Regions from separate parts of the Mus musculus genome. Here regions 2, 3, 4 and 5 are each linked to region 1. A link is a loop called in an ENCODE intact Hi-C map of the cell type or tissue named here. Cell type or tissue: left cerebral cortex. All regions are shown on one strand. Links, peaks and the distances in the headings refer to the core of each region. The heading gives the core; the rest is flanking DNA.

Region 1 (6,053 bases), core at 460-5,459:
CAGAAGTCTAAGATTCAGCAATCCTTCCAGATAATTTTAACATAAAATCTTGAGACACTGTTTGGGGAAGAAAGGAAGGCATATTTGTGCCGAGAGGACATATGTGGGGAGGGAGTAAGGAGAAAGGAGAAGATGTGAGCTTAGTACAATATTACATATGTATGAAAATGTCACAGCAAAACCCACGATTTTATATGCTAACTTAAAAATAGTTTTAATTGAAAACCATCATTCTCATCTAAGACTTTTCTTCATACTCCAAGGCCCCTGCCAAGAATGCTGTCCTTGGTGCTGCCATGGTCCCCTTTCTCCTCAAGATCTCAGTTAAAAATAGGAAAAGGCTTGCTTCTTGAATTGGCAGGCCATCCATGCAAAGTCAGCCAGGAAAAATAACTACACTATTGGATTCTAGAATCTAAACCTGCAATGATCTCGGCAGGTTGGAAAGTGTCTGCCAAAATTCACAGAGCTGTTTTGATTTTTAATGGAGACAGCTTTGTATTTCACCTAGCTCAAGTTTCTTGGCATTTTACCTCCTACATGCTCAGTAAGGCTGTCAGTAGTGAGGCTGGGCTACAGACTCTATGGCCCTAGTTCATACCATAATAATAAGGCTGCAGAATTGCAGCAGATTATGCAAAGTTGGCCTGTAGTGCAAGAGATGAGCTCCTGGTGACTACCTCTTGATATTTCAGAATTTGATCACCTAGTGAGAAAGAGAGCAAACTGAGTGGGGACTGAGCTATGAAAGTTCAGCAGGGGCAGGATTCGTTAAGGGAGTTCTAGAAACACTGTGATGTGGGTGCATTTGAAGCCCCATTGGTCTAGAGTGTTATCAGCAATTTAGGCTCATGTGTCCCTCTTCCTGCCCACCAGGGGCTCTGAAGCCAGCTGGGATGGTGAAGTGACGTGCTCTTGGCAGTGGAAGCATGTCTATAATTGGCTCATTATTGAATTGGATTTGGCACAAAATGACTCCCAGGTTCTCTGCCTCCTGACAGGTAATAAGGAGCAAGCTTTGTATATGATACTGCAGGGAATCTAAGATACCTTTCTTGTCTGCTGGTGATGATGGAAATCTTTCCAGAAGAGCTCACTTATAGAATGGTGATTTAGGACATTCTGAAGTAAAGCTTTCCCCAAACCGATTGTTTTCTACCTAGTACTTCTGATATTAAGACATTCAGCCTAATTCCCATGATTCTCTCTCTCTCTCTCTCTCTCTCTCTCTGTGTGTGTGTGTGTGTGTGTGTGTGTGTGTGTGTGTGTGTGTGTGTGTGATTCAGCCTAATTCCCATGATTCTGGATGTTCTCTCTCTCTCTCTCTCTCTCTCTCTCTGTGTGTGTGTGTGTGTGTGTTGCTTTGGTGTTTGCATGTGAATACTGTGCTGAAGTACGATTTTCCATTGTTTTACCTATGTGTATGTTTGTGAGTAAATACATCACACTTCACCATGCAGCAGTTAGAAGGCAACTTTAGGGGATTGGTTCTCTCCTACCATATAAGTCCTGGGGACTGATCTCAAATTATCAGGCTTGGTGGTGAGTGTCTTTATCCACTGAGCCATCTTGCTGGCACAATTATAATTATTTATTTACTAAGCATCGGGGTATGTAGCTCAGTGATGGAGCACTGGCATTCATAAAAGACCTGGGTTTGGTCACCAGCACAAGACACGGGATGCAAGAAAACACTAAATATGGGCAGAAATTAATTTCTTTTTAAATACATCTGTCGTGATACATTATTGGTAGAAAAAAAAGATTATTACCCCTATTGCATATGAACTTAAATAGATGTACTTCATAACCAGGCTTAAAATTATCTTTCTCTGACAGGAAATGACAACACATCCCACAATCTTCCACCCTGTGAAGTTGGAAGTCACATAGGCATGAATTGCAAATCCAACTCCTGTCTAACTGATCTTCCAGCACTGATGAAGCAGAATGAACATGGAAATACTTTTGAATTCTCAAAATCAAGTCTGGAGGCTTGATAATGTTATTCCTACTGCTACATCCTAGTTAAAAGATGTGATTTAGAGTTGTTTTTTTTTTAAATAAATCCCTAACAAACCTCTTTTTCTTTACTGCCTGCTTATGATGCCCCTTTAAGCAGCCACTTCACAAAGTCTGTAGGTTCCCATATTATTTAATTAGCACCTGCATTTGTTCGTGACAGCCTGCCTGTTTCCCTCTTACTGCAAAAGAGACATTGCTCAATTCCCAAAGTAAGTAATGAAGGGAGTGGGGAAGGGATGAGGCAGGGAGGAAGGGAGAATGGGAGACAGGGAGGAAGGGAGGCAGGGAGGGAAAAGTGGAGGGAAGGAGGGAGAGAAAGAGAGAACCCTCCTGTAGGGCACTAGTTGGGTGTGAGTGGTGCCTTAAGATTAGGGCACGCTGTAATGTTGTTCAGAGAGACATAGTTCTCAATTTATTCCCTGGACCAGGCTTCTACATAGTCCTTGCATGAAATAGGCGAGATACCTTTGTCTACCAAGCCCCCCCCCCCCAAAAAAAAGGTTCAAAAAGTGGTATAGGAAACATCTTGACTTTTCTTTAACCTCAGAGAAATAGTAGCTCGATCTCTAAATGTTTCTTAACACTGACCATATTCGGGGGTGGGGGGATCCAAAAATTACAAACCATTTACTAGTTGAAAATGGGCAAAAGAGGAGAAAAGTCCCTTGAAGTTTTCAATACAAAACGAAAGTGCTCTGGTGAAACTCTGGTAATGCCCTCTGGAGCTTTGAAAAACTGCCACCGAGCAGGCTTTGAAAACTTGAGCTGCAGCGCCTCCTCCAGGAGAAAGAGGGTACTTGCAGACTGGAAATCTTCTTACCAAGGGCAGAGGCTCTGGCAAAGCAAAGTAGGAGGAGCCAAAGAAAAAGCAGGTCCTCTGAGATCCTCGGGAGCCTCTGGGTGAGCTCAGATTAGTCACAGATAATTAGTGCCTTTTCACGTTCAGCACACTTTCTTCCAGATCTCTACAGAAATAGGCTGAGCTACTCTTTAGAGGGCACTTTATTTAAAAGCGAAACAGTTTCCAGCTTTGGAAGCAAGGGGAAGGGTGTAGGGACAGCAAAAGGAATGAACGCTTTCGCAGTGTTTGATTGTCTTAAGTGTCCCATCTAAAACACCTCACTGCCCTTAGGGTTCCACCGCTTACATTTGCATTCTGCTCAGAGTTATGGAATCTCAGGAGAGCATTAAGTGGAAACTGAGTCCAAGTGTGTACCAGAACATGTATCATCTAGTGGTTTCTCTCAGATGGCAAATTCTGTGTCAGGAAGCCTGTCCACACCATCTCGTGCAATCACAACTGACTGCTCTAATCACCCCCATACACTCCTTGCTGAGTCACACTCGGAACCTTGTTTCTTCATTTTCCGTGTGAGCAAATGTCCCTTCTCATATCCACACCCAACTACTCTGAGTTCTCGACATTTACTTCTTGTGTAGTCATGTATGGCACAATAGGTGCACACATACTTTAAAATTGTCCTGATTAAGCGTGGTTCCTAGTGCTAATATGCATCTTGAAGGAAAAAGCTAATCCAGTCAGGGTATATTCTACTTAGCCCATGTAGAAAATGATTAAGAAATGAAAATGGATTCTGAATAAATGGGATGTATGAACACTTGGCATTTAGTAAAAATGCTTGGCACATTTTTAGGAATTGTCTTTGGAACTAAAGGCCAGGCACCTTTTGTACTATTTGAGAGTCAGGCTAGAGCTAGGTCATAGGGGCTGGCCAAGAATTTCGTAGTCCCTGCTGTATCATGTCAGGGCGGGTTTTCCATGGTGTAAGGAAGTTATCACTGACCCTCCAACAGAAGGCTGCCAGTGACTTTCTGGCAACAGGGCATGCTTGCTTTCTGCTGTTTTTCAGCACTCAAGAGGAATTGTTGTGAGCTGCCTTGGTGCCACCTGCCTAGATGAAAGAGACTCTAATTTGTCAACTGCTTAATAGAAAATTCACTCAGTGGGAAGCCAATTGACCATCCCTGCCTGGGATTAAACCAGCTACCACCTCACCATCTGCATAAAGATATAAACCAGAGCATGTGGATTAATGAGTTCACAGGCAGGGGACACTGGCAAGGGAGCACAAAGGAAATCTGCAAGTCTTGATTTGTTCCTAGTGATGCCTTCTTCTCAAACCCCACAGCATGTGTGGGGAGTTGAAACGAGCAGCGTTGTCACGATGCAGCCAAGTCTGATTAGACAGCCCAGAATTCACTTTCCTGGTTTTCTGCGTGGGCTGCACACAGCGTGAGAGGGGGAATGAGAGAAAAGGCTTCATGGCTGGAAGACAGCTACACTTGAGAACAACACAGCCCTGCCTGACAAGCCTTCGCTCATCCTGGGAGCAAAGGTGGACTCTGCAGAGGCCTGGCTTTTCTCAGCAGCAGCTAGGTTGACCCTGACCAGGGCCCTCACCATGTCCTGTGGTCATAATCTTGTTCTACTCTGTCTCCTCTCCTTCCCTGCACTTCTTTTTCTTTCATTTACATTTTATAGTCATTAACCATTTCCTTTTCTTAAGACCTTTAAGGGACAGCAATTTCTTGTGTTCTCATACAATATTTCACATATTAAACTATGAGTCAGGCTACGTGCCCTGATCCCCTGTACCTGATCATCTCTGAACCCGGAGGGGGTGTCCTTCACAGTTACTAGCTGCTGACTGACTGAATGAATGGGTAAACATTCAAACAAAGAAACAAAGAAGCCAGCACATGAGAATAGTGGCTCAATACCCTCCTTGGTGGGATGGAAGTTTCTGCATTCTTGTAGCCTTTGCTTGTTTCACTCAGAGCTGGCACAGAAAAATATTTGAAAGGACTATGGTTGACTAAAAGGACATTTTTAAAAGGATGATGCAGCAGGTGGCCATGGTTCACAGGACTGGGTAAATAGTATTGCAGATGCTGGAGTGACTTACAAGCAGGGTGACTCTAGTGCAACCGAATAACCATTCTTAGCATTTACTGGGCTATAAATGAATAAGCCATCCCTTGTGGTTGACACAAGTGGTAAGGGAAATATGAATGTGGAACACAGAATGCTCCATCAGTCATTCCCAAGCATATAACAGATGGGACTGCTCAGGGTGGTGAAGAAATTATAATGGTGCTCTTGGTTACTTATATTTGCTACTAGTACGTACCATTGAGTTTAAAAGTTTGCAGAACTGCTGAGATAATTGTATAACCCAGGTAGATATATTAGATATATTCTAAATATCTAATTTGCTAATGGATAAAAATTTTATCTGACTGCCTTATTTCCACAAAGTTAATTATGGTAAAAAAAAAAAAAACTATACCTGTTAGGTAGTTAATTCCTATGCCTTTTTTCTTTAGCATTTTAATTTCTATAAAGTGCAGTGAAGAGACTGCTTGGATGTGACATTAATCTCTCAAGCAGAAAATTGGGTTTATTCTTTGCTAGCACTACTAACATTTAGGACTGGATAATTCTTTGTGTAGGGTGCTCTTCTGGAAATTATGGGATGTTTATCAATATCCTTGTCTTCTTGCTCACCCTGTACACCAATTTGTCTAGACATTGCCAAATGTCTCTAGAGCACACACACACACACACCCTATATCCTAGGTCATAAAACACTGAGAAAAGCTTTCCACAATATTGAAAGCAAAGCATGTGCCAGTCGTGACCGTCCTTTGGTCCAGGAAAAGTTACATACCAATGTATACAAATTTGCAGAATTGGGTCCTGAGCCAACTGTTTCTATGCAGGTTGTAAATATGTCCTAGCACAAAAGTTTTATGAGACAACAAAAGAACTGAATGAAACTCTGAAACCTCGATGTAGTTAAGAAACATTGAAGAAACTGTCCTCCCAACCAAGTGAAGAAGGCAAAAGGAGGTTACCAATACAAAGAAAGGCAGCTTCACTAAAAGTTAGAAAACCACCTCCAACCATTTCCTCTAGAGAAAGAGAATAGAACCTATGTAATTGGGTCAAAACAGGGAACACATCAGAACTGAGGGGGGGAAAGTGCCCAGCAAATCACAGAGAA
Region 2 (6,053 bases), core at 696-5,695, 1.2 Mb before region 1:
TTTTCTTGGCCAACCCCTAACTAAATTACTGTCACTGTTTGCAGAAGAATTTACTCATATTGGCTAACCTGGGGTGGGGCCAGCTTCAAGCAAATCACTGAAGGTGATGGCACATGGTTCCTTCATGGACATTCAGATTTCAATGGCAAAAGAGAATGACTGGGTTTTGAGGAGAGAAGAAAAGAAATGACTTACTTCATATAATATACAGTTATCCCTCTTTTAAAATGAGGACTTGAAAAAAACCCAAAACAAAACAAAAAACAACCTTACAAGTGACCACCCTGGCTGCTTGTATAAAAAAAAATGTGTAGTGCTCAATAATGTTAAGCAGTTGAACTTGGACTAACTTCATGTGTTTGATAAATGACAATGTCAATCTTTGAACTGCAAGGTTCCTTTAGCTCTAACAAATTATGAAAATTCCCCTGAAACAAATATGGGGACCTACATTGAACACACTTGTATACTCTATATAGAAAATAGATGGACAGTTACTTGTGGGTATGGCTTGTGATAGGAGCTCCCAACTTCAGGGGCTTTCTCCATTGTATCAAGTCATGTCAGGCACAAGATAGGTTTATATAAATGGGGTAGGTATTACATAAACGTTGACTATAACTGTTTTTAATGGTTTGGTTTATAACACACTTTTATTTGATACATTTTGAGTAACTGAGTTGTATAATATATAGGAAACTTATTACAGTTTTGATTATATTCATATTACTGGAATGCTTAACATTGTAGTTTTAGTATTTTGGTTGCTAGCCCTCCCAACAGTTGCACTGGTATTTTAAAATGCATTGGAATGACTTCGGTCTAAATCAGGTAGTTCTTCAAATGCATCACTAGGTGGCAGCAAAGCTTTAATAAAATCAATTCTCAGCCCCTTGTGGAGCACACAGTATTTCCTTTTGTCTTCTTTATTACACAACCTCATTGCACCAACAAAATATTATTATCATTAACATTGATAGTGGCAGCTACAGCAAAGGCAACTGACCAAGATGTCCAAAACATGACACACTAAACACAATTCAGCATTAAGTGTTACAAAGTTGTTGCAAAAGACTTTCGAAATTATTAGTCAAATAGGCTGAAAGCATTGTCACTGAACTTAAAGCCAGCTGCCACCTTCCCACACTTATGTAAGAAATAGTTCCACAGGCTCCTTGAAGAAGATCTGTGGGGCCTTAGTTGTACAGTGTGTGACTGCCACAAAGGGAACCTCTGAATAATTCATGAAGAATTGTTATTTTCTTATATTGTTTGAGATGGAAGTCGGCTGCAGGTCTATAGACAATGACGCAATTACAGTGTTTAATGTCCCTTTGGGAGAGTTTCTATATTCCATCTTTGTATATACACTTGGCATCTTTCATTTAGAATGAATGGGTTCACTTCTTTCTTGTTTGAGAAAAATCCTCTTCCCCAGCAGAGTCCTAGGCTTTCTTTCTCTGGTGATTCTCACATCAGCTACACTTTCCATTACATTCCTGTCAGCAGATATTCCCAGCGGGGTAGGGGCTGCACATAGCTGGGATTTCCCTAATCGAGATGCCCTCCTGGCTCCTGAAATTGGTGGTTTTAACTAGCCCTTCTATTGTGAACAATGGATCCACACTCCCCTTTCTTTCTCTACTTTGCTTAAGCATTCCTGGATTCTTCCCCCTTACACTCCCCCTTCGTATCTACCTCCCACCCTTCTTTATCTCCTGCATTCTTTTTCCTCCCTCTCTCTCACTTAAAATTCTCCTAACGTCCTTTCTACCATGCAGTGCAATCTTAACCATCTAACAAAAGACCGTATAACGTAAATTCCATTTCAGAAATGGGAGGAGTTTTCTTGCATACTAAACAAGCATTTCCTATCTTGGTAGGAAAACAACAAAACATTTTCCCTTGGAAGCGCTGCTTAATCACGGCTATCAGCATCGCCTCAAGCTGAATGTGCATCCATCGAAGGCAAAACACAGCCCAGTGCAGAAGTGCAACAACCTACTTTAAGATCTGCACACATCACGTGCGATGAAAACGGATTTCGTTTCTAGGCTCTTCCCCCACCTTTAAAAAAAATTCTCCCTTATCACGATTCCTTTCTAGGTGGAGGAGGTTCCACCTGCCCACTCACTGCGTAAACCAAATCTGTGCCTGAAAATTAGACTCCTTCCAGTGTGGTCAGAATCAGGTAACAACAGCTGAATTCAGTTCACCCCATGCCTTCTTTGCTTTCCACTGAGCAGTGAAGTGTGAAGGCTTATCTAAGGAGCAGGAAGGGAGAATTTGGGTTACCCATTTGTGTGTGTGTGTGTGTGTGTGTGTGTGTGTGTGTGTGTGTGACAGGGTTGTCCTGCTTTGTGCCCATTAGTCATTAAACGCATACTGCCCAGGCAGTAAAACAAAAGCTATTCTCGGATAAGTACGAGGCTTAATAAAGAGTTGAAGGAATTTCAAAGAAGGAAAAATGTTTCTGTATTCCCTGGGGGCTACATGGTCTCTGCTGAGTATTTTGATTTGGGGGTACATGGACGTAAAACCTAGCAGATTGTATTCTATACCTGCGTGCTCGCTGGCAGGCACAAAATGTACGCTGTTAACTACAGACGTCTGGGTTTGCTTCTCCCGAGGGGCTGATGGAAGATTCACCAGCACGTGGGTGAAGCAGCAGCCTTGTGATCTGGCTTCCCAGCCTCCGAGCCGCCTTCCAGCTGCCTTATGTAATGTGATCTGTTTGCTGATGGGAGCCTGATTAGTTTCTGGGTGGGAACTGCAAAACCTGTGCACAGTCCCCGTGAGTGCTAGACTCCGCCAGCCTAGTTGAGTTTGTATTTGTCAGGCAAGCAAGGGGTTAAATGGAGCCACACTAAGGGTATGCACGTGGGTGCACAGGGAGGCCAGGAATGGTGTGGATGAGTGATAGAGGCAGTTGAAGTAGTCCGAATAAGAGCAGCATGTGGGTGGTGGAGAGGGAGAAAGAAAAGCCGGGGAAGGGCTTTAGGGAGGAAAAGCAGTCGCCACCAAGCAGCTAACCGTAGATCATTGGCATGCATTCCTTATCAAATGAGAGCAGGACACAGAGACTGAAATCAAGCTGAGCAGAATTTCTAATAGAACTGGCTGACCTTTCAAACGAAGTACTTAAGTAAAGATGGGCAGCACATGGCAGGACTTTTTACAAGGAGGCAAAAAGTGGGCAGCTCAGAGTTTCAGGTGTACTGTATTTAAACAACACATCTCATTGGTTTTGAGTCAAAATACTTTAAAAGTACCCCTCAAGCCACATTTAGTGCCTCAAGCCTGTAATCGTAGCACTCGAGAGGTCGAGGCAGGAGGACTGGTGGTAGTGTGCAGCCAGCTTGGGCTATATAGTGAATTTCAGGCCAACCTAAATTATACCAGGAGACCCTGTCCCTCCAGGTAACTTTATTTGCTCTGGAATTCTTTTTATCGTCCCAAGTTGAGGGGACTGCATGCTGTTTTGGTAGGAGTTTAATATAAATAGCCAAAGTTTTTTTTACACTGTTATCCTTTGAGAGTTGTTTTATTTTCACATTTCTATAAATATGTTCAGCAACAAGGTTTTTGGAGAGCTCCCCAAGAATTTCGCTTGTGAAAGTCTCCATGAGAATTAAAAACAAGTCCCTGTGGGTTCTCCATAACCGCTAACTTTAAGACTAAAAAGTTACATTAATGAGTTCTCTATAAATCTTCTCTCCGTCGATAAAAAATTCTTTTTGGTATGGTAATTTTGTTTACTTCTCTCAAGAGTCAGTCATAATCAAACTTGACCAGCAGGGGGCGAGCGTTCACAGAAAATGCAAGTAGTCCCTGCTCTGGCTGATTTGCCGGATGGAAGAAACAGGTTTTATTCTGAGGTATTTTCAGTTCAAATTCAAGTTCTAGAACTTTGATTTATTATTAGCTTCTCTTACTTGGGGAGAAGGGAGGAGAGAAAAACAGGTCTGTCTGCTACCCGTGTGTTCTACCCCCAACTTTAGGGAAGGGCTCAGAAACCGCAAGTTTTCAGTAGAGTCAAACAGGCTGGATCGTGCATGAATCTGAGAACACAGGCTCCAGTTTTCCTAAAATGACAAATCGCCTCCCGTTACTCAAGAAATCACAAAAGATTCACACCCACCCTTTCTTCCCCCGAGCTTTGTCCTTCTGCGAGTGATTTGCAGTCCCAGACAAGTATTATATAATGATGAGGCAGAGAAGCCTGAAGCTTAGTCTTACTGCTTCTTTCGCAGAAAAGACATTTAAAAAGAAAAAAAGAAAAACGATTATAACACCATCTTAAATGTTTCCGAGACAAACGTTTCTGCCAAGTGTTGGAAGAGTGGGGCATTAGTGTATTAGTTGTGTCCATTTGCCATGGTCCAAGGGAGCAGTTTGAAGGGAAAGATGGAAAGATACAACTTGCGGGTGAGTGGGAAAGGGCCTGCAGTTCCAGGACATCTGGCTCTGATCCCGGCTGATTTAGCTGGCTGAGTATTCTTGAATTCCTTCCCTTCCTGGTCTTCAGTTTTACAAGCTGCAAATGATGACACAATGCCTTCCAATCTAACATGTTACCCTTCTCTCTAGAATAAATGTAGATGACATTGTTTATTTGACTTCTTTCCAAGAACACAGCAACATTCGACAACCAAGACAACATTGTTCAGGATATTATGGTATTTCAAAAATCCCCAAAGTACTTTGTATTTCACATTTCTGCAAACAGTGTCACTATTTATCAACAATTTCCTTAGTGTTTTTATAGCAATTATTGTCTGAGTAATTCTCTCTGGGGAATCCTAGTTAGGTACTGTGTGGTATGGAAAAGCCTTCAATTTTTTTTTTCTTTTTTTTCTTTTTGCTTCTTTTCTTTCTTTTCTTTTTGGGGGATGGTGGTGGGGAGACAGGGTTTTGCTGAGTAGCTCAGGGTGGTCTTCATGCCTCTACCTCTTGAATGATGTGATTATAGGTCTGTGCTACTCTGTCCCCAGCAGAGCTTTTGATCCCTACGATGCAAGCATCTTTGGGGATTACAGTGAGACTTCAGTGACTTGATGTTAAGCACACAGTAAGCTGGGATATAGGAGCTCTTCAGTACTATTAGTGCTGTTAGTGTTTGTCAGCACTGCTAAAAGATCCAATGCACACAGTTGATTAAAAGGGGTTCATTTTTTTTTAAACCTCAAAGACCAATACAATATTTAGCTCTTTTGTTCACATATTTACTAACTGAGGAACTTCAGAATTTCAAAAAATCTGCAGGGGGATTTTTTTCCCCCCAGAGACACTATCCTGTCTTGGAAAAATCATCTTATTAAGGTGAAATTCTGTGGTTGTTGGCATAGCTTTGCAGCCTACAGGGGCAGTGTGAGGAAGCTTTCATTGTCCAGGCCAGAGAAAACAAAACATGACTGAAAAATGATCAAAATAACAACAGCAGCAGAAATGTAGGCTTAGGTTTAGATCACAGATCTGCCTTTTATTTGCTGTGTGACCTTGGAAATATTGCCCCTTCTATTATTTCTTATGTCTCTTTTAGTGCGTGTTGCTCAGCTGAAGGGAGAAAAGAGAGACTTACTGACAAAAACCAGTGAGAGGCAACACCAATACCACGCAGCTCTGCTAAACTTAGCCCACAGGGTGAAGCAGCCTGATTGAGCATGTGTGTCCCAGGGATGGGGCTTTCTGTTTTTAGCCCTCTGACCATATGCATATGCAAATGCAAAGAAAGCCCTGGTGCCCTGCTCACTGCCTCCAGTACTCAGTTTAAATTGCTGCAGGATGCTTTCTTTAAACACCTGTGACTCTGCCTGACTCCTTCTCTGTCGGAGGGATATGGCTAGCTCATAATCAGAGCAAATTCAGTGTGTGACATTTAATGTTTCTCTTGCCACAACAAAACAGCTTTCAACTGATGCAGGTTCCAGTGTGGGTGAAGAAAAAAAAATTCTCTCTCTCTCTCTTTATTTTTTATTTCTTATTATTTTTTTTGTTTGGGGTTTGGTTTGCCAGTTGGGTAGATTCTGAGTTGTATATCAGGCCTGCCTGGA
Region 3 (6,053 bases), core at 643-5,642, 1.5 Mb before region 1:
AAAAGCAGATTATAAGAAAATACAATTTCTTCGACAGGTTCAGCAATTTTAACCACCTTTATAGCTGTATTTTAAATGCAAATTTTTTTCTTTAAGAAAAAATGAAGAGGCTCCCTTGCCATACTGTTTTTCCACACTACCCATTCAAATGACGGTTAAGCATTCTAAGTTTAACTTTATTATTAAAGATTTATAGTATCATATTGGCTCTAAATTCAAATAAAATTCTTGTATTCTGCCAGTCGTAAAAACACGATTTCCTTTTTTACACCAGCCTTTCCTTTAAAAAAAAAAGTAACATATACCTATGTCTTTGCTATTTTAGAACAGCATTATCCAGTAGTAAATTATTAAGCATGAACTTGTAAGCTTTATTACAACTCTTCCTGCATTTAAGAACAAGTAAATATTTTTATATGGTAGTGGAGGTGACAGGGGAGAAAAATTAGAAAAAACGATCTGAACGGATTCCTCCCTCCCCCTCTCCCCCCTCCCAGAGAATGTCAGCGTCCCGCATCTCACACCAAACTGAGCCCGAGTTTTACTGACGTAACCAGTAACCCTACCCACCTCTCACACTGCGGAGGCCGATGGGGGCAGTGGCTGCCGCCAAGTACACCACTCATCAGAGCCTGCCCCATTCCACCCCCGCGTTTCAGTCATGCTTTCCAGAAATGGGGTCACTCGCTCAGTAACTATTACACACACCCAGCCTATCATTCTGTAATCCCCTAAAGTCCGCTGCGAGGATAGAATTCAGCGAAAAGTCAAGAAAGAGGAATCACAGACGCGCCACCATCAGGAACTGATTTTCCACTCTGGAGAGGAGCGCTGATACCCTGGAATGGATCTTGTCTGCATTATTTTTTTAGATCGCCAGTTGATTCTGGGACAGTGGCGGCTGTGAAAAGCTCGGTGCTGGGATGTGTCCGCGGAAATTCTGTTTTGCCTTGTTTGGGTATACTGTTTGGGTTTCTGACACTGGGGTGGGTATCTCAGGGCCGATCATCAGATCCCGGGAGAGGAAAATCAGATAGCCCTTTTACAGCGTCCGCTGATCTCCTTGAATTTCACCCGCTCACCTCCATGGACAGGAAGCAAAAGTTATACTGGGGTCTTCCAACTCAGTGACCTCAAAACCTAGGAGTAGGGGACCTAAGGCGCTCCGTTTTTCTTTTGCAGCAGCGGCAGAGAGCGCTGCGGCAGACTGACCGGGGTGTGGGGGGATCCCTCAGTCCTGGACCCCTTACTCAAAACCCTCCCGGCTTGGCTCGCCCACCTTGCCCTGTGGGCGCCCGTCTCCCTGTAGCAAACCCCTCCGGCGGCCAGACTGAAGTCTTGGCTCCTGGTGAACCGAATCCAAAGTCTCTAAGATTCCGGAGAAGACCCTAGAGCCGGCAGGGCCAAACTTCCCAACTCCCCGCCGCCGGCTCCTGCTTTGCCTCCTGCTTCCCCCACGCAAAGTTGATTAAAACAGGCTCTTTGCAAAGCCTCAGCGCCCACTCCAAACCCCACGCGCCGCCACACCGGCACCCCCCAACCCCAAAAGCAGGGAGAGGCGAGGGTGCGGGAAGGAGACACAGACAGATCGGCAAAGCCCAACGACCCAAAGCAGAATCTCGCCCCGGGAACAAGATGTGAGCCGGCGGCGGAGGTGGTCTAAGGGGGGCAGCTCCGGGGAAGAGAGCTAGCGCCGGCGGGGGCGTGGGGAAGGGGCGCGCCTGCCCTGCCGCACGGCTGCACTCACCTCCGCGCTGTCGGAAGGGCTCTCCACAGCCATCTTCTGCCACGGGTCCGCCAGCTGCGCCAGCGGCATCTTTCCCCCCCTCCCCGGCCCGCCGCCGCCTTCACCGCCTCCTCCCTCCCCACCCGCCCCACAGCCGGCTCGGCTCCTTAGCCACTCGAGCTCCAAGGCAGAGCCGAGAAGCAGCAGCCGGGCAGCCGCGGCTCCCCCGAGAGCGAGCTCGACGCCGACGCCGACGCCGACCACCCGAACGCCCAGCGCCTAGCCACAGCCGCCCGCACTCCAAGCGAGAGCCTTGCGCCGCCGCCAGGCACCAGGGCTCGCCCCTTTCTTCCTCTCCTCCTTCCGCCGCCCGGACTACGGCTCCGCCCCCCGCCTCCCCTCCCCGCCGCTTCCCGCGCCCGATCCCAGCAGAACAGCGACGGCCGCGCGCTCCCCCACTTCCGCTCACAACATGGCGTCTAAGCGATACCTGTCTCTCTAGAGCGAGGCTGGGCGGCCTCCGCCACCACCGCGCGCACCCAGGGGCGGGGCCAGTGCCGGACACGCCCCCTGGCTGGCCGCTCGGCGCCGCCCCTTTTCCACCTCCTACCCCTTCCTCCTCCTCCTCCTCCTCCTCCTCCTCCTCCTCCTCCTCCTCCTCCTCCACCTCCTCTCTCTAGCCTCAGCTTCTGGGCCTCGCCTACTTTCAGGAAGGGCGAGCCCAAAAAATTTGGGGGCGTTGGCGGGAGATGGGGTGGGGAGAGAAATGGGCTCTGCGGGGCGGACGAGGTGCCTTTGACTGCCACGAGTCCTAACAGCTCGGAGACTAGTTGAGAATAGGAGAGCAGAGGGGTTCGCGCTCAGCTGGTGAAGCTGGGCAAGGCGCTGGGGGCGCAGTCCGGTGGTAGCAGCCCCAGGCGGAGGCAGGAGGTGTCTTTTCGGCCTTTCTCCTCCAGGGGTGCGCGTGGGCGCGCCTAGGCTATGGGCACATCCCCTCCTGGCCCAAGACTCTCCTCCTTCAGGGTCACAAGCTGGGTATTCATTCACCTGACCCCTTTTCTCCTGCTTGGACGGGGACTCAAGAGGCTTCTTTCCCGGGAGCTAGCCACACATACGTACGTTCGGCTCCCAATTTGATTCAAAGCTTTTCGAGTTGACTCTCGTGTTCAATGTTTAGTACTTTGGAAATTTTTCGTCCCACCCTACCTCCGCCCTAATAACCCTTCCCAAGTGCATAGAGCCCTCGAGTTTCGGCCCAGACTGTCACACTCCTCCCTTGCTACCTAAAGCTTAAAAGAAAACAGGTTCCTTAAGGTTGCCCTTCTTGGCAGAGATTAAGGAGTTAGTAAAAATATCTTCTAGGCAGGAGCGCGGGGTTCCTGCTTCTCCGTTGACTTTAAATAAAAGATTAGATTTTTTTTTTTAAATCAAGCTGGTCGTAGGCGGAGGAGAAAGGGAGGGGAGGTTGTGACTCCTCCTCCTGCCCGAGAAGAGGAAGCCCTAGGTTAAGGGAACCCAATCCTCAGTCGGCAACGGAGCCACAGAATTCTAAGAGTTCGAGAATTAATGGCTGGGCGCTCTGAGTGGATTCCGGGAAGGCTCAGTCCTGGGTTCTCGAGCCCGCTGCTTAGATGCGCTGAGTATGTCTGGGATGTGTAAAAGTCGCTGGGCTGAGTGGAAAGCTACTGCAGCCCCTGGCTAACCGCCCTGCATCGGAAAGAAACACACACACACACACACACACACACACACACACACACACACACACACACACACACACACACACACACATCTCAGGCCAGCTTGTCTACCCAGTCCACATATCTCAGGCCAGCTTGTCTCCCCAGTCCCCAAGGCCTGGAGGGAGGCATCTCTAGCCTCCCACGCTTGGCTACCACAGCGCGTCCCCCCGCTGCGCTCTCCCTGCATGCCTTTTAACAGTTTCCTTTAATCATCCCAGGATCCAGACACCTGGAGTGTCCCCGCCTCACTCCCTTCAGCAGGTGTGAGAATGACCTTACAACCCCACACCTAGCTGGCCCGGGCTGTGGGAGCTGTGCGAGGTTTCTTGCTTGGTCCGACAGAGACAGGTGCTGGGCTCCTTTTGCTGCCATCTGCAGTTTGCCCCTCCAGGCCTAGGAGCCTCATCTGATGAAAGCTCCAACTGTTTTTTTGGGGGGGGGGGCAGCCGGAAATTCTTGCTGAGAGCCCCCTCCCTCAGCCTTGAACTCAGGGACAGATCGCGTTAAACAACAACTAGGCAGGCTCAGAATAAACTGGAGGAGAGAGGCACGACGAGGAGATTGTCACCATTTTTGATTCGGGTGCTGCAAGTACAACCAGGGCCCTAACACAGGTTAGTTGGCCGCGCTGTCTTGATGTAAAAAACAAAACAAAACAAAACAAAACAACAACAACAACAACAAAACATAAACGTGCTCAAAGAAGTTTGACGTTATGGAATTATGTATTGTTTTGCATTTATACACAGAAAACCTAAATTATGTGTCCAAACACACTCTGGCACTAATTACCCCATAGAAACCATATAAAATAAGCCTTTTGAGCCAGGGAGAGGGTTTGTTTAGTGGGTAAAGACACTTGCTGTTTGATAACTTGAGTTTTGATCCCTTGGACAAGAATGGTGGAAAGACAGAGAGAGAGCTGACTCCTAGAAGTTGTCCTGTGATCTCCTAGGCTGGCACACATAGGCACACACATATTCAACAAATAAATTAATGTAATTAAAAAAAATTAAAAGCAAAGCATGCTGTGTGCTGTTTTCAGAACCAACTTTTGATGGTTTCTGTTTACCCTGAAAACAAACCAGAGTAATTTAATTCAATTTTATTTTTTGTAGTTCTCCGGATTGACCTTGGGGCCTCCCTCACTCACAGTATTCGAGCATTCTCAGTTATATTCCCAAGACTTTTTTGTTGTTGTTGTTGTTCTGAGTCAAGCTCTCACGAAGTCTCCCAGTTAAGATTAAGTCTTGTAGTTTTTCTGCCTCGAACTAGCAAGTAGCTGGGAGTTACAGGCCAGTAGCATCAGACCCTGCCTGGAATAACTTTGAAAACAAGGTTAACTGCAATTGTGGGGACTGACTGGTAAGTATGGGTTCAAACACCCCTACCACAGATGTCTTCTTGAACTGGGAACTGATTTAGAAAAATACAATTCATTCTCTCTCTCTCTCTCTCTCTCTCTCTCTCTCTCTCTCTCTCTGCCTCTGAAAATAAAGAAAAGAAAATGATGGGGAAGTGTTTCCTCCGTTTATTTAATCAGATCCAAAAGTAGTGCACTAATCCTCTTTGCTTGGATAATTTAGGGAAAAAAAATCAACTAAGAGTACAATATTTATCCCTGCCTCATCCCCTGTACACTTTTATTATTATTTTTTTTTCATCAATCAGGAGGGGCACAGCATCACACAGTCTGTGTCTGATGGCACTCATTAGCAGGAAGGTTGCTTTGAAATTTGGAATTTGGCACGAATCATGCCGCTCTTTTCACAGGCCCAGGTTTCCTTTCTCCAGATTGCGCTTGCTCTGCTCAGTTGGCCTCCAGGACGCGATATGTTGTTTTTTTGCGCTATACACATAAGCACATCTCTTGCCTGATTCAGTCTCATCCCAGGCATAAACACTTTCTATTTCAAGAAGAACCAAGTGCTCTGGTTCTGGAGATCCCGTTTACAGCCAGAAAAAAAAAAAAAAACAAAACGGTTGCATTGCAACTTTGGAGACATATTTGCCTTTTACAAGTCCTGTTCTCAGTGGGTACAGAGAGAGGGACCCTTAACAGCACAGGATGCAGAGGCAGGCAGATTTCTGAGTTCGAGGCCAGCCTGGTCTACAAAGTGAGTTCCAGGACAGCCAGGGCTACTCGAAAAAACAAAAAACAAAAAACAAAAACAAAACAAAACAACAACAAAAAAAAAGGATTTTGAAACAGTAGCCAATGCTGCCCTCAACAAGATTACTTCTGGTTTTTTCTAATAAAGAACTTTTTCATCTTGCTATTCAAAGAAGAGTTGCCCCCTCTCTCTAAGAAGGGTTTGGGAAGACCACAAACCACTAGCCTTATGTAGCTACTGAGCCATGCTGGTCCAAATTCGAATGTGTCACAACATCCAGGTGGTTGTGGCACATGCCTTTAATCCTAACACTTGGGAGGAAGACGCAGGAGGACCTCTGTATTCGAGGTCAGCTTGGTTTACTGAACAAATTCCAAGACAGCCAAGGGCTACACAGGGAAACCCTGTGTCAAATAACCAAAGAAGAAGAAGAAAAGAAAGAGGAAGAAGAGGAGGAGGGAGAGGAGGAGG
Region 4 (6,053 bases), core at 373-5,372, 880 kb before region 1:
CTGGAGAAGCAGATGGCAAATATCAGTGAAATATACCCTTTAATTTCACAAGAGTAGCCCTAAGCCAATGGCTGCCAGAAATTTGGTATCTATTTCCAATAAATCATCCCTTATAAAATGAGATAACCATGAAGTATATATTTTATACTGCTTCCTAGGGGTTTCTGTTGGGATTTGACTTCAGTTGCTGCTGTGGTGGTGGAATTTACAGTGTACCTTGAATATTTCCCTTTCCTTCTCTATAGTCTTTCCTCACCATTCTTGCAGTGGTCTCTGTGTCAAGCACACAAATAGAATCCTCATTTTATAACCTGGTCTCCTATATCCAACTAAGAGAAATCCTTAGTTTCCCCTCCATCCCATCTTCTTGATGATGTTTGCATTTGATCACCACTTTGATCAATACCACTACTCAATTGTAGTGGGGGGAGTTGCCTCTTTAAAATAAAATTTTAACCTCTTTGTATTGTTACATTGCTTTGGAGAAGATTTTAAGTTTCAAATATACTGGCATTTAAGTAATTATTTGTTCTGCTTCTCTTTTTTGACAGTACATAAACTGGTTCTTTTCTCAAGATACAAGAGAGTGGCTGGGAACTGGATATTAAAACCAACTCTGGCACAACAAATGAAAGACCTCTTCCACTGTTGCCTGTGAAGAACTCTTACAAAGGTAGGATAATATGCAGCAAAATTACTTGCCTCTTTGAGCTGGCAAGGAATATAATTAAAATAAAGAACTGACATCTTATGTGACAAAGTCTGAGTAGGAAGCATAGCATTTATTACCTCCTGTTCGCTAGCTTTTCTTTGGAGGAAAAAAAAGTCAGCAAGATTTTATCTTGGATGACGCCTACTCACCTGGCTTGGCTTAAGCTAAAAAACATGAAAATGGTGGGGTGTGAAGTAATAGACCAGATATGCAATTTGACCATGTTATGGCTTAAAAACTAAAGCTAAAATGCATTTTCCCTAAAAATGGGATGATCCAGAAATCTGCCCTATACATTAAAATCTAATAGTGGCACAAGCTCTATTATATATATATATATATATATATATATATATATATATATATATATATATATATATATGTTGCATTGTTCTCATTGACACACAGCAATGCCTGTTCCTTGGGGTTCTTTCAGGAGATCCTGGAGCTGAAACTCACTCAGGGTATACCCAGATTCTTAGGAACAACACTGTTGTTTGAATCAGAATGTATGTAAGCCATGAAATAGGTTCTAAGAAATTTTATTTTATCTTGTAATCATTTTTTAATCTCCCATAATTATTCATAAGGAGAGGCTCTATGAGAATTTTTCCCAGAATCTCCATGGAGGAGAAAGGATAAAAATTTGCTGAACTATGGAGTCTTACTAAAGAATTCTTCTCCGAACTTAAGATCCCTCAAATCTAGTCCTCATCTCAGACCACAGCATCCTTCCTCTCCTAAATACAGTCTCTGAGTAGGAGGTTCTCAATGTAGTACTGACGTAGGTGTGAATATTCAGTGTTTAAAGTCATGGGAAGCAACTTAAATTAAATTGCCTCGAAGTTTTTTAAGCTTTTAAATTTTCTATTTTGGATTTTTTTTTCAAAAAGACGGGCAGGGAGAGAGAAACAGCTTGTTCACTGGGTATCTTTTGTCGACCCACTCCCCTCCCCAATACCCTGAGATTCAAAAATTCAGTTTTGGGGTACCAGCATAGCAAGTCTGCTAGTACTGGAGAAAATGCACATTTGGCATGTTCTTTTGTACTGATGATTAGTGAAAGAAAACAACACTCTTTTCAGTAAGGTCTTCTCCTATACAAAGTAGAGTTTCAGCCACCATAAAGGGAAGCTATATTTATAGAGCCATGTTCTCTTGCAAGCTTGTGTGTGCAATCTGCTCCTGACCATCCCATCTGGCATGGACTGAAGAGATTCTAGACTTGGGATTAGTTAAAGCAACACAGTTTTTAAAATATTCTGAGGAATAAAAGATTCCAGTATGATTTTCATAAATTTTCAGCATCCTTTTGTCTAAGTTATTTGATGTGAACTCATTTTAATGTCCGCAAATGCAGCCATGATGGTGTAAGATCTACAGGAGGGTGGTTTTAAGTTGAAACTGGCCATCAACCTATGAGGAAGTGTTGTTTTCATTTTATTTCCAAATCCCTAGCTTATGTGAGCTTGAATCTTCTCAGTTGTTTTTGTTTATGTAACTCAGGAGGTACATATTTGTTCTACTTTTTAAGTACACGTATAATGTTCATTTGGAAAGTGAACAGTTGCAGTACTAATGCTTGCCAATAGTGGGTGCTAAATGAATATTTGTGGAATAAAAAACAACACTCCCCATTGTATCTCAGCATTATATAGGTTTTTATCTTTTTTTTTAGTACTGCAAGTATCATTTTACTTGATTCTTACAAGTAACTAGGGAACCAATGGCCACTAATTCTATGTCCTTAATGAAAGTTACCCAACTGCCAAATGATGCGGTTAGGATTTAAACTCCAATTATAGAAATAAAAGGCAATGCCTTGGCTTTACCAAGCATTGAAGCATGGAATTCAGGCCTCTCTTGGAAAAGAACAAATGGTTTATGTTGATGTAAACATAACATGATATACAGGAAATAATTTGAATTATTGTGGCATGATAAATTTGACTACTTTATGGAGGGCTATGGATGGCTGGTTAATCCAATTCTACTTCAATGGAAGATTTGGAGCAAGAGAGATTGGCATCTTTCTAGGCAGATTATCCATTGTCCACAATGAACTGAAGGATGATGATGATAATAATAAGCAGAGCTGTCTTTGCCTCAAAATGAGGGGGGTGGGGTGGAACTAGAATGCAGAGGGTTTAAACTGGAGAGAATTCAAGCTGAAATGCTGTGCTCATAGACAGTGACTTGAGTCAGAGGAGACATTGTGGAGGCACCTCATAAACGTTTTTCTTTTTTCTTTTTTTTTTTTTTTTGTAAAGGGAAGTGGAAGGATTTTTATGAGCAGTTAATAGTCGTTTAAGATTAGATAGCAGCAATTATGGCAGACCCAGCTGATAGTAGCCAGCATTTTAGTAATACTATCAGTAGTATGGAAAAGCCAGGGAGATTAAAGTGATAAGGCATTGTATAGCTGGGGCTTTATACCTAAGACTTGCACCATTAAGACTGTTAACTACAAATTAGGGTGAAAGGTTCAGGAGTGGGCAAGAGTAGAGGTCTGCACATAGCCAGAAAACGAAAAGTGAGACCTATGATGTGTTAAGATGCAGGAAAGAGAATTATAGCATCAGAGAGAGGAATCTAGGAGTCTGAGAATTGACAATTTCAAATGTCTAGTGAATGATTGCAATGCAAATTGAGATGGACCATTGTGATTTACGAAGTCCCTGTGATAGAGACCAGAGTAACAGAAAAAAACATTAACAATGATACTGATTTCTTTTTTCTGAGAAGAGTACAGCAGAGAGTAGATACATACAGTAAAACTTTATATAGAGAGCCTGAATAGGAACATAATACAAAATAAAAGGAATTTCCTTATATCTGACTATCTTCTTTCCCGATTAACTTCATCTGGACCCTCCCTCTGCCCCCACTTTCTTTGTCAAAGGATAAATCTTCCATGAACATAATTTTGAAAGTTTGCCTTTTAACACTGCTGTTAAATTCATAAAAGACCTATTTGCCATTTATAGGAAAGAAGAAACGTATACTTTTCTTTTTGTAAATGACTTTTTGGATGAATAGAATAGAATAGAATAGAATAGAATAGAATAGAATAGAATAAGGTTGAAACAATGTATTACCATTTGGTTGAAAAGAAATTAAAAACAATAACCAGAAGGTATGAAACTGTAATAAGAAGGTTACAAACTAAACTGGAATGGACTATTGTAGACTTTGCTAGAAGAGGACCTGTCTTAGTTAGTTTTTTATTTCTGTGATAAGCCTCCAAGAACAAAAGCAATTTGGGGATAAGAAGGTTTTATTTCATCTTCCAGGTTTAAGATCATACTCCATCATTCATAGAAGTCAGGACAGAACCTCAAGGGAGAAATTTGTAGGTAGACCTAAAATAGAGGTCAAGGAGGAATGCTGCTTACTGGCTTGCTCTCCAGGTTTTGCTCAGCCTTTTATATAGCATCCAGGACACCTGGCCCCAAGGGTAGCAAAGCCTATGGTGATCCGGACTCTGTCATATCAATCATGATGATAATGTATTGAATCTCTAAAACTGTAAGTAAGCCCTAATTGAGTATTTTCCTTCATAAGAATTGCCTTGGTTGTGGTGTCACTTTACAGCAACGAAATACTAACTATGACAAACAGCTTGTTAGACCATTTTATAGGGTGAGACTTGTGGCCCAGGCAATGATGGATCAGTAGTTGGTGGGATGACACATCAAATAGGACTACTTAGATGTTCCCTTGGCCCACTAAACTTTAATCTCACTCCAGGACCCAGAAGACAGACGAAGGGGTAAAGTTCATTAGCTGGACCTCTTTGGCTTCATTACCAATGTGTCTGCTTTCCACCTTTAATTGGCTTATGAAGGATGGGTGGCCAGATCTGGCCTTGGCCACCAAATGTGACTCTAAGTTTGATAATATTAATACTTCAAAGATAGGTGTCTTTTGTCTAACTAAGGGAGCTAAGGCTCTACTTTCCATATGTTCCTGTTCTTGTTATGTTCCTCTAAAGCACTCCCAAATTTATCAGAAAGTTTCTGTTTCTAGAATAATTAGCGTCTCCCTCTACTGTCCTATTATGTCTGCAATATTGATGTCTTTTGGAGATGATATTTTTAATAACTTCATTTCTTTATTGTTTACATACTTCCTATTACCTAAAACTTGATCTTATTGCTATAGCCATTGTTTAAATCATCAAATATCTCAAATTAGAAAGTTCTAAAGTATACCTGTGGACTTGCTCGATTTATAATTTTGCCTCTTTTGGACATCTCATTTAATATATATATATATATACATATATATATATATATATATATATATATATATATATATATATATATACATACACACACACACACACAAAACAGTGTTTGGTTACCTTCAACTCTCATCTTTAACAAAGTTTCCAAAGTTCATTTAGGCCATAGTATATGTAAGGACTTCATTCCTTTGTATGGCTGAATAACATTGATTATATTGGTACACCAAATTATATTTAACTATTTATTGATAAATATTCACTTTGTATCTAGTACCAAATTGTTATGAATAATACTGGTATAAATATTCATGCCTATGAGTAATCTTATGTGTTCTGAGTATATATAATCATGATTTTGTTTAATGATGGGTATGTATTCTAAGAAACTTTATTTCATTTATTTGAACACTATATTTTTACATAATGCTTTATGGTGTATAATCATATACCTTATTGATCCTAAGTTAAAAAGTTGTACAACAGATTAATGGATACTATAGATATTTGTAATACAATGGTAAGTATAGAAAGGATACAGTAACATATAATATAAACAGCATAAAAGATTAAAACTGATGTATTTGTACAGCTCATTTATACTGAATGGTGCTATCAGGACTAGAAGTTTCTCTAGGTGAGTTGATAAATAAGTGACTGAAGGATTAGGTTGTTAGCATAAACTATTATAGACTTGAACAACATACACTTAGGCTACATGAATTTTTGTGTCACTGGGTATTGAATGTACATAAATACAAGACAAATATTTGACTACTGAGCTATATCTTAGTCTTCTATTTAAAAATATGATTTACCAGATACATGGAAACTAATAGAAAAGAAAGTGGGGCAGAGTACATGGGAACAGGGGAAATTTTCCTGAACAGAACACCAATGGCTTATGCTCTAAGATCAAGAATTGACAAATGGAACCTCATAAAATTGCAAAACTTCTGTAAGGCAAAGGACACTGTCAATAGGACAAAATGGCAACCCAACAGATTGGGAAAAGATCTTTACCAATCCTAAATCTGATAAGGGGCTAATATCCAATATATATAAAGAACTCAAGAAGTTGAACTCTGGAGAACC
Region 5 (6,053 bases), core at 467-5,466, 660 kb before region 1:
CATTGACTTGGAAAACACAGAGATGCCCAATTTCAAAATCAACCAGCCACAACAGGACAAATACTGTATGATTCTACTCCTATGAGATACCTGGAGTAGTGGCTTTTCTAGAGATGGAATTAGAATGGGGTTTCTGGCACTGGGGTGGGACAATTAATTGAGAATTGACTGTTTAATTGGTTTAGATTTTAATTTTGGAAGATTTAAAAAAATCTGTGGGTGGATGATAATAGTTGTGTAATGATGTGATGGTACTTAAACACTGATGAATTGTACTCTTAAATGGTGGAAGCAGTAAAACTTATGTACATTTTAACATGATTAGAAGAAGCAGAAACTGGGGATATATAGCTCAGTGATAGATCACTTGACTAAAATTCTCAAGGCCCTGGATTTGACCTCCTGGACTTGGGGAAAAATATTCTTAGGGAATGCCTGTGGAAAGAAGACTCCAATAGCTTGAATCTCTGACAATTTTTAAAAATTAAAGTATAATTACACCTTTTCCTTCCTCTATTTTTATCCTCCACCCCTTGCACTTCTTCCCACATTCATGGCTTTTTTTCTTCAATTGTCATTGCTGAATGCACACACATATACATATACACATACACATACACACACATACACATACATAAATATATAAATATAACATCAACCAGCTGAATGTATTTAGTGTTGTTTGCATATATGTGACTTCGGAGCTGACCATTAGTATTGAGTAACCAATTAAGAGTCTCATCCCTTGAAGTTTCTCTTTATGCATACAGCGACCATTATAAAGCCACAGCTGGTCAAAATTTTCATCACCTACTGGAATTCTTTGATGTATAAATACCTGCTTCCAACATAGTATATTATATTATCCTTGTAAAATGTCTTTGAGAATCCTTTAAAAGTTTTATTTTATTTTATTTTATTTTATTTTATTTTATTTTATGTCTTTCAGTATTTGCCTACATGCGTGTATATGCACCACATGCCTGGTGCCCAAAGAGCTCAAAAGAAGGTGTCAGATACCCTGGAACTTGAGTTAATGGTGGGTGTGTCCCACAGTGTGGGGGTTGGGAATCAAACTCAGGTCCTCTGCCAGATAAACAAGTCCTGTTAATCATTGATTTTAACCCTAATATTAAATGGTTGTGGCTCTAGTTCATCCTGTAGCAAAATTTGTTCTAAAGAGCGGTTTGAATTGAAATGGTTAACTCTTCCTAAACATTGATGGTCTTAATAAAGAGTGAGCCATTTTAGTTAAAAAAAATAAAATGCTTAACTACTTTTCTAATTATGTCTTATCTATGGAATCATTGGTGCCATTTTCTGAATTGTGAGATTAATAAACTGTGTATGGGGCAAAGTGATCATGATTGGCTGTGTATATTAATGAATTTTAATATATTGATTACAAATTCCATAAATCCCATCCGTAACCAAAGTGTGTCACTATAATAAATGCCAGCTTATCTCTTGCTAAGAAAAGACCCACTGAAATATTTTTAGCGACTTAAAGCTTGAGCTAACTGTCCATTTATTGATGTTTAACAAATTTACTGTAGGGAGAGACTATATTAGGTAAATTACAAGGACATTTTTCAACTTTATGATTCTGTGGTATGCTGGATTTCTGAAAATGACTCATTCACAAAGCATGTAGAGATGCATACTAAGGAGATTGCCAAACGATTGGGGTTCTTATCAATACATTATTTCTCACCATCCTTAAATTCAGATGTCACTATTGTGAAGCCAAATGTCTCCAACAGCCACCCTGTAGACCGCCTGACATGTGATCTGCATAGGAGATTCCATTGCTGCCCATCCATATCCTTTTTGTATTCAGGCCTCAGAGCAATAATATCATACTGAAAGTACATAGAATCTTCTGTTTGATGATTTACCCCCGCAAGGCATATATGAGTATATATATATATCATCTCTTTCATGTGGCAGGCTGAAAGTGCCAAATAGTTAAAATTTCTACTCGTCCCCAATAATAATTGAAAATGAGGAGCAGATGGCTTAGCTTCCTTTTTCCTTGAGTAGATGACTCTGAGTTGTCCTTTACCCTATATCCTAGGGCTTCCTACTAGGAATGAACTCTGTTACTTGAATCGGGAACATTCTCACACTGAAACATTGGCTTATCTTCCTTCCCTTATCTCTCCACTCTCATTTACTAGTATGTGCTGGCATCACCTCCCAAATAACTCACTTTCATGAAAACCTGTGTCCTTAGGTCAGCTCTGAGGTGAAGGAGGGTGAAGAATTCATACAGAATAATATGTAATAGAGAAACAATATGGTCAGGGTCCATGAAACATGTACACTGAATGAAACTTGACATCATGGTAAATGAGTTTAGTGTTAGGATCTCATAAGTATTCACTATGAATTTCCATAATACAAAGCCTGTTGGTTTTCTCTATGAGCTTCTTCTAGTTCCTCAAAATTATGGTAATTCCTCATCACCTATTCTGTGGATCTTGACTCAGATTTGGAAATCCCACTTATTCATAAATTTGAATTACTCATAAGGTTGATTCATCCATGGCCTATCATGACCCACCCACTTCTTTCTCCTTCATGAATTTTTCAGTCTTGAGGTTCACTGTTAATCATAGAAGCCTAATTTTATTTTCCATTCAAATGGGGGAGACTGAAAAAAATCTACTATATTCAATTTTGAGCAGACAGTAAGTTAGTGATACATAGTTATATATCATCTAGTTCAGAATAAGATATATGGCATTAAGAGGGGAACTATTAATAATTAAACTAGCACAGGGCTAAAGATATAAGCTCAGTGGCAATGAACTTCTCTAATAGATGTAGAGCCCTGGGTTCAATCTGAAGCTCAAAGTAAAATAAACTAGGAAAATAGTATAAATTAGTACAGTTCTGGAAAATTTATACTGTCTTCCCTAAGATTGGATTCACTAGTAGCCAAATTACTCATGGCCTCTATGTTCATGGGCAGAAATAATAGCTATCACATGATTTTTTCCATTAAGGGGACACATGATTTTTCTAAGCAAATGAAATGAAAATATGGCCTTTGTTAACGTATAAAACATTATCATTATAGGACTACAAGGATGCGTTGACTTGCCAGTAATCATGGGGCCAATCATTGAGAAACAACAAGATGTTACACTCTTTCATATATTCTGAGAACACATTCTAAGACTGAAGAAAGCTTGGTCATGAATTGAACAATTTGTTGTTTAATGAAGACACAAAGCTATTAGGTAAAAATATACATTTTTCAATTAAAAATTCTTAATAAATACAGATGGAGTTGGAACAAACAATTTTTGGTTTCAAACATACCTCAAAGCAGCACATTTTGTTATGGTAAAATTGAAATTAAAAAATCTAGAAGTATGCCTATATCTGTCTTAGATATGTAGGATGAGTGGGAAGATAAGTTCTTATTATTCAGAAAGAATTTTTAAAGGTGTGTATATCGGAATATTAAAGAGAAAAGTGTTCACTCATTGTTCTGAATCAATGGGCTATGAGAGACTAGGTTCATCTTATAAATACAAAAAAAGGTCTGTTTCTTTCTATGAATCTTCAAGTAGACAAGGCAACTAAGCATTTCTTACTAGCATAGGGTAACAAAAGACAGGCCTTCAGTAACACTCTTAGTATGCTAAGGAATGAAGGGTTGAAGGCTCAAGTTTCATCTCAGCTAATACTATCACTATAGTTCTTGTTCAGTTCATATAAGAATTGGAAAGACTGAACTTGGCCAGATTTTCTAACTGAACTCCAGATGACCTACATGTTTTGGGTTATCTTTCAAGAGTCACTTGGAGCAGAAAATAAAAGCATTAAAGAACAATTTTCCCCCCATATATCAAGCATTCAGAAATTCCACCCAAAATGTTTCAATTACATGATGGATATAGTATATCTCATGCCCATGCTATCACTGTCTATGAGCAAACAACATCTATATCTCCAAATCAGGTATCTCCCATGAGCATCCAGTTACCTAAAGCAACATGTCCATAAGCTTCGAAAACTCAACATGACAGAGATCAAATCCTTAATCTCCTATAATTCAATGGCCTCTTACTATGATCCTTATTCTAGTGAACATCATATTATACTTTCAGCAATGTTCAGAAAGAGATGGTATCCTAGACACCTAGTTCCTGACTTAAATTTGCCCTCATTCTCATATTCTGTGAAGTTGACCTTTCAATACCCCCCTAATTGTTTTACTTCTCTCCATCTATACTATGGCTAACCAAACCTGAGTTGTATCCATCTCCTGCCTGGATTATGGTACAGATTTTCTAAGACCTCTGCATCTGTTCTTTCTTATCACATTGAAGAAAGACATGGCAACCCAACAGGAGGAAGAGTCTCAAGATCACACCAGAGTCAGAGACCCACTCATTCCCACATCCAGAAGCCTGCATATGCATATGCATATTATATATATGCAGGGGACCTGGTACAGACTTGTGTAGGCCCTATGCTTGCTGATTTAGTCTCTATGAGTTCATATGTACCTTGCTTAGCTGATTCAGAGGGCCTTGTTCTCCTGGTGTCCTCCATCCCCTCTGGCTTGTATAATCTTCCTGCCTCTTCTACTGAGGAATTCCCTGGGCACTAAGAAGAGGCACTTAATAGAGACATCCCATGTACAGTCTCCCCTCTCCCTCTCCCTCTCCCTCTCCCTCTCCCTCTCCCTCTCCCTCTCCCTCTCCCTCTCCCTCTCCCTCTCCCTCTCCCTCTCCCTCTCCCTCTCCCTCTCCCTCTCCCTCTCCCTCTCCCTCTCCCTCTCCCTCTCCCTCTCCCTCTCCCTCTCCCTCTCCCTCTCCCTCTCCCTCTCCCTCTCCCTCTCCCTCTCCCTCTCCCTCTCCCTCTCCCTCTCCCTCTCCCTCTCCCTCTCCCTCTCCCTCTCCCTCTCTGTAATATCTAGCTGTGGGTCTCTGCATCTTTGTTCCCACCTGCTGCAGGAGGAAGCCCCTCTGATGATGACTGGATAAGGCACTGATCTTTGAGTACAGCAGAATATCATTAGCAGTCATTTTATTGCTACTTTTATTTTTTTTAGGACAGTAGTGTTTGTTTTTACCCTAGGTTTTTGGGTAATCTATTTCTCTAATTCTTGGTTACCCAAGCAGTGTCAGGTATGGGTTCCATAGTTTGCAACTATGTTATCGGGCATTTTCACATCTATGTTCATAATGGAATTTGGTCTGTAAATCAATTTCTTTGATTTGGTCTTTATGTGGTTTGGGTATCAGGGTAACTTTGGTATTTTTAAAATGAATTGAGTGGAAAGCGAGGCCCATTGGTCGTGCAAACTTTATATGCCTCAGTACAGGGGAATGCCAGGGCCAAGAAGTGGGAATGGGTGGATAGGAGAGTGTGGGGGGGAGGTTATGGGGGACTTTTGGGATAGCACTGGAAATGTAAATGAAGAAATATCTAATTAAAAAAATGAATTGAGCATTGTTCCTTCTGTTTCTGTCTCGTGGAATAATTTGAGGAGTGTTGATGTTAACTTTTCTTTGAAGGTCTAGTAGAATTCTGCTCTGAAACAGTGGGCCATACTGTCTTATTGGTACTTTGTAACTACATTGTGTTCCTTTATCAACTGAATCCATTCATCTGTATGACTGCTATAATACATGAAAGTGCCAATAATTCTAAGCTCTTTGAGAGTGAAGTCTTGGCAAAGTTTTGTTTTTAAAGATAAAGATATCTTCTGTCTTACATGGTTTCCTACTGTGCAACCTTGCGACTTCCCCCATCAGGAGGTAGATACTGACTTTTGACTGCTTTTGCTAAGAGAACACATCAAAAGTCTCCAAGACTGATTTCCAAGACTGTCATAAAATCAGCAATAATTCCTCCTTTTTCACTTTCCTATTTGCACTTTGAATTTGAACTGTGATGTGAAAAAAAAAAAAAAAAAAAAAAGCAAAGGAATCAAGGGACCTGAGGATTCTGTGCATTGACAGAGCTCAGCCACGTGCAATAGCAGTCCTGGCCTTCACATTATCCTAGCAAGTTTCCTCCTCATGTTA

What was found. Hi-C counts contacts between places; a loop is a spot of excess contacts. Peaks named below come from ENCODE experiments on the same cell type or tissue, not always from the same donor. Only the 100,000 strongest peaks of a DNase experiment are listed, where the experiment ranks them.
Region 2: a loop joins it to region 1, with 16 times the contacts of the local background. A loop is called at or near these places in 27 of 42 quality-filtered maps.
Region 3: it touches region 1 in a loop (4-fold over the local background); 3 of 42 quality-filtered maps call a loop at or near these places.
Region 4: it touches region 1 in a loop (6-fold over the local background); 3 of 42 quality-filtered maps call a loop at or near these places.
Region 5: a loop joins it to region 1, with 3 times the contacts of the local background. A loop is called at or near these places in 2 of 42 quality-filtered maps.

Annotation. Positions count from the first base shown.
Region 1 is chrX:157,728,902-157,734,954 of GRCm38, reverse strand. The region is part of intron 4 of Smpx (small muscle protein, X-linked); the gene reads right to left. Among named protein-coding and RNA genes, the nearest start is that of Gm15169, 28 kb to the left of the region's middle. In left cerebral cortex, for the core only: a CTCF peak has its summit at 2,803; DNase peaks (open chromatin) are centred at 2,815, 3,324, 4,240, 4,768 and 1 more place; H3K4me3 peaks cover 188 bases; H3K27ac peaks cover 2,375 bases.
Region 2 is chrX:158,920,058-158,926,110 of GRCm38, reverse strand. No RefSeq gene overlaps it. Among named protein-coding and RNA genes, the nearest start is that of Rps6ka3, 330 kb to the left of the region's middle. In left cerebral cortex, for the core only: CTCF peaks have their summits at 851 (motif pointing right) and 3,794 (motif pointing right); DNase peaks (open chromatin) are centred at 4,071, 4,432, 5,011, 5,677 and 6 more places; H3K4me3 peaks cover 204 bases; H3K27ac peaks cover 4,606 bases.
Region 3 is chrX:159,251,883-159,257,935 of GRCm38, reverse strand. It overlaps Rps6ka3 (ribosomal protein S6 kinase polypeptide 3), which reads right to left and starts at 2,154. Exons shown (of 22, transcript NM_148945.2): 1 at 1,748-2,154. The coding sequence starts at 1,816. In left cerebral cortex, for the core only: a CTCF peak has its summit at 2,658; DNase peaks (open chromatin) are centred at 2,589, 3,178, 3,588, 3,663 and 3 more places; H3K4me3 peaks cover 2,637 bases; H3K27ac peaks cover 2,179 bases.
Region 4 is chrX:158,610,059-158,616,111 of GRCm38, reverse strand. No RefSeq gene overlaps it. Among named protein-coding and RNA genes, the nearest start is that of Cnksr2, 570 kb to the right of the region's middle. In left cerebral cortex, for the core only: a CTCF peak has its summit at 2,300; DNase peaks (open chromatin) are centred at 809, 1,652, 1,836 and 2,251; H3K27ac peaks cover 2,656 bases.
Region 5 is chrX:158,388,187-158,394,239 of GRCm38, reverse strand. No RefSeq gene overlaps it. Among named protein-coding and RNA genes, the nearest start is that of Cnksr2, 350 kb to the right of the region's middle. In left cerebral cortex, for the core only: no CTCF peak of the experiment used is centred there; a DNase peak (open chromatin) is centred at 2,531.